Regions from separate parts of the Homo sapiens genome. Here region 2 is linked to region 1. Evidence: read pairs that join two places in POLR2A ChIA-PET (ENCODE). Cell type or tissue: Panc1. All regions are shown on one strand. Links, peaks and the distances in the headings refer to the core of each region. The heading gives the core; the rest is flanking DNA. Region 1 has its middle 8.7 kb from the start of IL6. Region 2 overlaps LOC112267993 (a long non-coding RNA gene).

Region 1 (2,813 bases), core at 263-2,762:
CCACAAAGCAGAGAGTTTCTCTTGATAACGGTCAGGGAAGGAGTTTGAGTGTTTGGCCATGGTCTTGCTTGAGGATTCTGAGATGCTAAAATGAGCTACTGTTGGGTTTTTTAGCATTTCTTCTCTCTCTAGAACTCATCAAAAATATAATAGTAAGCACCAATGTGGAATAGTTTTGAGGTACTGAGTGAAGTCCTTTGAGGATTCGTGGCCTTTGAATTCTATAACGACACCATTGTTTTCCTTCTAAGGTACTTTGAGTAATTGACATGTAGGATTAATCAGGTATTTATTGGATGCCAGGTGCTGGACTAGAGGCTTTACACACATTAATTCATTTAAACTTCACTCTATGGAGGTGACTATTTTATTCTCACTTTATGGATAAGAAACTGAAGTTCGGAGAGGTTAAATGATTTATTTACCTGAGATGATGCAGGAACCCAGAATCATGAAAAAAGTTCATTGGTCTTTGGGAGAAGAGGTAAAATGGGGTGGTAAATTGGGGGTAGGGTTGTCAGAAGAACAGTGACATGATGAAAGTATTTCATCTGAGTGAGCAGGAAGAAGACCCCAGGGGATTGTAGTCTGGGAGGTGGGCTCAGAGGCTGTTGCAAACATCTCAGCATGACACCAGATGGAGGAGCCCAGGCAGGGTTGCACAGGAGCTGGCCGGTTCAAGAGAGCCAACTGTACTGATCTCTTCCCAACTCTACATTAAGTGACTCCTGATGGTAGCTTGAAATTAGTGTGGAAACATTACACCATGGAAATTGGCAAATGCTACAATCAGAGCCCTCCCTTCCCTCTGTTCCTTAGCTAGTTGTTAAATATCTTCCAGACCATAAGTGGGTCCAAGGAAATAAAAGGATATTTTGAAGGCAAAATCAATCCATTCCAGAGATTAGTTATATTGTATGAGCTCTATTTGGGGAGTGTAAGAAAAGGATGTATCAAAGGCATTAAGGATTATTTGATCTTCTCTCATTTCAAAGGCAATTGATCACAAAGCTTTTTAAGGAAAGAGATTGTTCTGGTCAAAGTATGCTGCTTCTATACCTCAGAATGAAGGCTGCCACTTTTATAAACAGATAGGCACAGGCTGCCACCTGAATGAGGGAGAGTTAGGATGTGCGCAGGACACACCTTGTCCTACAGAATTATATGCGCTCAGATTTTCCCCAGCCACGTGCTGGATCATGGCTTGATGGATCAAGGCAGAGGCTGAGCCCAGCTTTTCTGAGCCATGGGATAAGTTAGAAGCAGAAAGTTAGTCACAGTGAGGGAGTTTGCTGCTGCACAGCAGCAGCCCAGGGGCCTAGGGATTTCTGCTTTGTCACTGTCTGTCCCATCCAGAGCTGATGAATGAAGAGGCTGGCTTTGGGGCCCTGAGTGAAAAGGACGAGGAGAGCCCTGAAGAGTTCTCAGGGTCTCTAAAGGATTGCTGCTTCTTGGATCATAAGTTTACTCTTAACTGTAACAGAATGACAGAACGTCACTTCTCCTAATATTATTCTTGGCATAGCATCTTGTGCTGCGTCCTTCTTGTGATTCATCTCCATTACAGTTCTGTTACATATTTCTACGATGTTGCATTAGAAGAACAAACAGTGTTGTTAAATCCAATTCCCTGTCCTCTTCCAACAGTACCCACTGATGACAGGAACCTGGTTGATACTTAATTGTGTGATAGCTAAACTTCAGAATATTGAGTAAAATGTAAAACTCCCTGAAGGAAATTTGGTTCCATTGCATGGCACAGCTCCCAGGCAGGTCACAGGAGACTCTATGCTACATTTTTTTTTTTCTCTCCGAAGCATGCCAGTCTTTTTAGAACAGTTTCAGTGCAGGGTAGAATGCCGTGACGTCTCTGTGTTCTGAACTTCTGTCAAGACTCAAATCATGCCTCGATCCTCCCAGAAGCCTCTGCTGATCAATTTCCAGGAATAGTGCAGGTTCTCCTCTGGGCTCTCCCGCAGGGGCATGTACTGTACTAATCTGTTTCCGGGCAGTGTTGTGATGGCACAGGCTCTGGAGCCAAACTGCCTAGGTTCAAATCCTTGTTCTGTACTTTCTAAGCTGAGGTCCGCTGGGAAGTTAACATCTGGGCTTAATTGTTCTCATTTTAAAAATGGAGGTAGCAGTTGCACCTTATGTCACAGAGTTATCAGAACCTATGTAAAGTGCTTAGCATCTGCCTGGCACATGGTAGAGTCCCAGTAAACATGAGCTATTAATACTGTTATTATTTTCTCCCCAGTTGATTGAGAGTTTCTTGAGGGCTCTATCTTTCTTGTGCGAAGGAATAGCATGAATTTGAGTACGTGGTTGGTGCACAGGATGGTAAACGAATGAAAGCTGGGATCTCCTTGGAATTTATGTCTTGGAAATAATCGTCAAAGATTTAGAAGTAAAGAACAGTTTAATTTATAAAATTTTCTTTGTATATGTGCTTTCTAAAAGCCATATAAAATATTAAGCTTATTTGATTTACAAATTAGAAACAAAGATGGTCATACTTTACGCAAAAGTTAAGAAAAAAAATACATGTACTTATTCCATATCACAGGCAGTATGGTTTACTAGAGAAAACATGGATTGCAGAGGCCGACTTGGTTTAAATCCCAGCTCCATCATTTACAGCTTGTGTGGGTTTGGGCAAGGCACTTCAATTCCCTGTGCCTGCGTTTCCTCATTTGTAAACTGTGGCAAATAATACTTAACCATCTGGGGGTGGTTGTGGGAATTAAATGAAATCCTATCCATTAAGGACAGTTATTGGTATATGCTAAATTGTTGGTAGATGATAATTG
Region 2 (2,813 bases), core at 166-2,665, 110 kb before region 1:
AGTAACATTAATATACTTGTCTTCATCTCTAACTAGATGGTAAAATATTTAAGTGAGGACTGTGACTCATTTTCTTGTTTCTCCACACATAATAATCCATAGCACAGAAAGCTGAACATCCTTAGTACTTACTTTTCCAAAATGAATACATTCATAAAGACAATTATGGCTTATAAACATGGTGTTAATAAGACTATGATATTCATATCCCAAATTCAACAAGCCGGCCGGGTGTGGTGGCTCACTCCTATAATCCCAGCACTTTGGGAGGCTGAGGTCGGGGGATTGCTTAAGGTCAGGAGTTTGAGACTAGCCTGGGTAACACAGTGAGACCCTGTCTCTACAAAAACATTTAAAAAAAATTAGCCAGATGTGGTGGTGCATGCCCATTGTCATAGCTGCTCAAGAGGCTGAGGAAGGAGGATCTGTTGAGCCCAGGAGTTGGAGGTTTCAATGAGTATGATCATGCCAATGCACTTCAGCCTGGGCGACAGAATGAGATCTTGTCACACACACACACACAAATCAACAAGCCAACTATGTGCCTGGCAGCATGATGTGGTGCAAACAGCATGTGTTTTGGAGGACTAGAGATGATGGTGAAGTGCCTGGCACAGGGAGGTGCCCAATACATGGTATGTTTATTAATGCATTTATATTTTCTGATTTAATTCTTCTCATTCACTATTAGGTAGTGTATTAGTCAGCTTGGGCTGCCATAACAGAATACCACAGGCTGGGCGGCTGAAACAGCAGAAATTTATTTTCTCACTGTTCTGGAGGCGTGAAGTCCAAGTTCAAGGTGCCAGCAGAGCTGGTTTCTGGTGAGGACTCTCTTCCTGGCTTGTAGACAGCTGCCTTCTCATGGTGTCCTCATGTGGCCTTTTCTCTGTGCACGTGTGGAGAGAGAAAGATTTTCCCATTGGATTAGGGCCCTATTCTCATGACCTCATTTAACTGAAATTACCTACTTAAAGCCCTTAGCTCCAAATACTGTCACATTGGGGTGTTAGAACTTCGATATATAAATTTTGGAGGGATACAATTCAGTCTATAACAGGTAGTTACTCTTTCCATTTTGCAGATGTGGAAATAGATATTCAAAGAAGTGGTTTCTTTTCTTCTGTGAAGCCTGTCTGTGCAGTCAGAAATATCCACCAGCTATATTTCCCCAGGTTTCTTTTTTCCTTACGACCTAAAGAGTTCAACTATTTTATCCTCTCTGGAAGTTGTTTTTTTTTTTTTTTTTTTTTTTTTTTTTTGTGACAGAGTCTCGCTCTGTCGCCCAGACTGGAGTGCAATGGTACAATCTTGGCTCACTGCAACCTCCACCTCCTGGGTTCAAGCAATTCTCCCTGCCTCGGCCTCCTGAGTAGCTGGGATTACAGGCACCTGCCACCACACCTGGCTAATTTTTGTATTATTATTATTATTTTTTTAGTAGAGACGGGGTTTTGCCGTGTTGGCCAGGTTGGTCTCGAACTCCTGACCTCAGGTGATCCAGCTGCCTTGGCCTCCCAAAGTGCTGGAATTACAGGTGTGAGCCTCCACACCCAGCCATATTTTTAAAAATAATACAACAGAGCTGGTAGCATCTTTTCCTTGGATGGTGCTAGTGAAATCCTGACAGTTGATTCCCCACCTGGGTTTCTCACCTTGATGCTTTTACCTCTCTTCTGTTATTTTGTAATTAGCAGAGACCATGGGGTTATAATGTACTTAATTATACATTCAGTACTTGATGTACTAGCAGAGAAAAATTCTACTTTTCTCTACATCAAAAAAAAAAACAGGAATTGGCTGGGCATGGTGGCTCACACCTGTAATCTCAGCACTTTGGGAGGTTGAGGTGGGCAGATCGCCTGTGTTCAGGAGTTCAAGACCAGCCTAGCCAACATGGTGAAACCCGATCTCTACTGAAAATACAAAAATTAGCCAGGCATGGTGGTGGTGCCTTAATCCCAGATACTCGGGAGGTTGAGGCAGGAGAATTGCTTGAACCTGGGAGGTTGAGGTTGCAGTGAGCCAAGATCGCACCACTAAACTCCAGCCTGAGTGACAGAGTGAGACTCTGTCCCCCTACCCCTTCCAAAAAAAAAAATACAAAAACAACAAAAAAAACCTCCCAGGAATCATGTCACAGCCAGACTTACCAACTTTGGACCATAGCTGGGGAATGAAAGGTTGCTCAGCACGTAGCAAACTCTAGGGTGGGATTATCTTGCTGCCCAGAAAGCACATTGTTCTCCATTCCTGTGCTTTGATATCACTATAACTCGGTATTCTCTGCCCACTGGTGGATTCTATTGCTTCATGTCTTCTAGTCTCTCTGTCTAACTAGCTTCAGTCAAATGTATTTCTTTCTATCTTGAGTACAAATCTCACTTACAGTGGATCTGATTGGTTCAGGTAGTCAGCACCCACCCCTTAAGTCCCCAACCAGCTTTTGGTCTAATCATATGTGCCACTATAGTACCATGAAAACAGGTCTCTTATCTATCATAGCTAAAGGAAAATATTCTTTGAGAACATATAAAGGTTTGTCTTCTATTTCTATGTTTATTTCTCACCTATAGGGCAAAATAGTGTTATGGTTAACATTGAGGTTCTGCAGTAAGACCGCTGGAGTTTCCATTCTGTCTTTACCCCTTACTAGCTGACCTTGGACAAAACAAATTTACTTCACCTTCCCATGCCTCAGTTCCTCATCTATAAAATGAGAATGATAATACAGTCCCTGCCTCACAGGGTTGCGAAGATTCCATAAGTTAATGCGTGTGAGGCCTTAGCACAGTGCATCATATACTACTAGT

Evidence for each region. ChIA-PET counts read pairs that join two places held together with the same protein. Peaks named below come from ENCODE experiments on the same cell type or tissue, not always from the same donor. Only the 100,000 strongest peaks of a DNase experiment are listed, where the experiment ranks them.
Region 2: POLR2A ChIA-PET joins it to region 1 with 19 read pairs; 5 of 35 experiments call an interaction of 5 or more read pairs at or near these places.

The regions. Positions count from the first base shown.
Region 1 is chr7:22,717,053-22,719,865 of GRCh38, reverse strand. No RefSeq gene overlaps it. Among named protein-coding and RNA genes, the nearest start is that of IL6, 8.7 kb to the left of the region's middle. In Panc1, for the core only: no CTCF peak of the experiment used is centred there; a DNase peak (open chromatin) is centred at 1,555; H3K4me3 peaks cover 434 bases; H3K27ac peaks cover 2,500 bases.
Region 2 is chr7:22,829,838-22,832,650 of GRCh38, reverse strand. It overlaps LOC112267993 (a long non-coding RNA gene), which reads right to left. Exons shown (of 3, transcript XR_002956543.2): 2 at 773-889. Among named protein-coding and RNA genes, the nearest start is that of TOMM7, 8.4 kb to the right of the region's middle. In Panc1, for the core only: no CTCF peak of the experiment used is centred there; no DNase peak of the experiment used is centred there.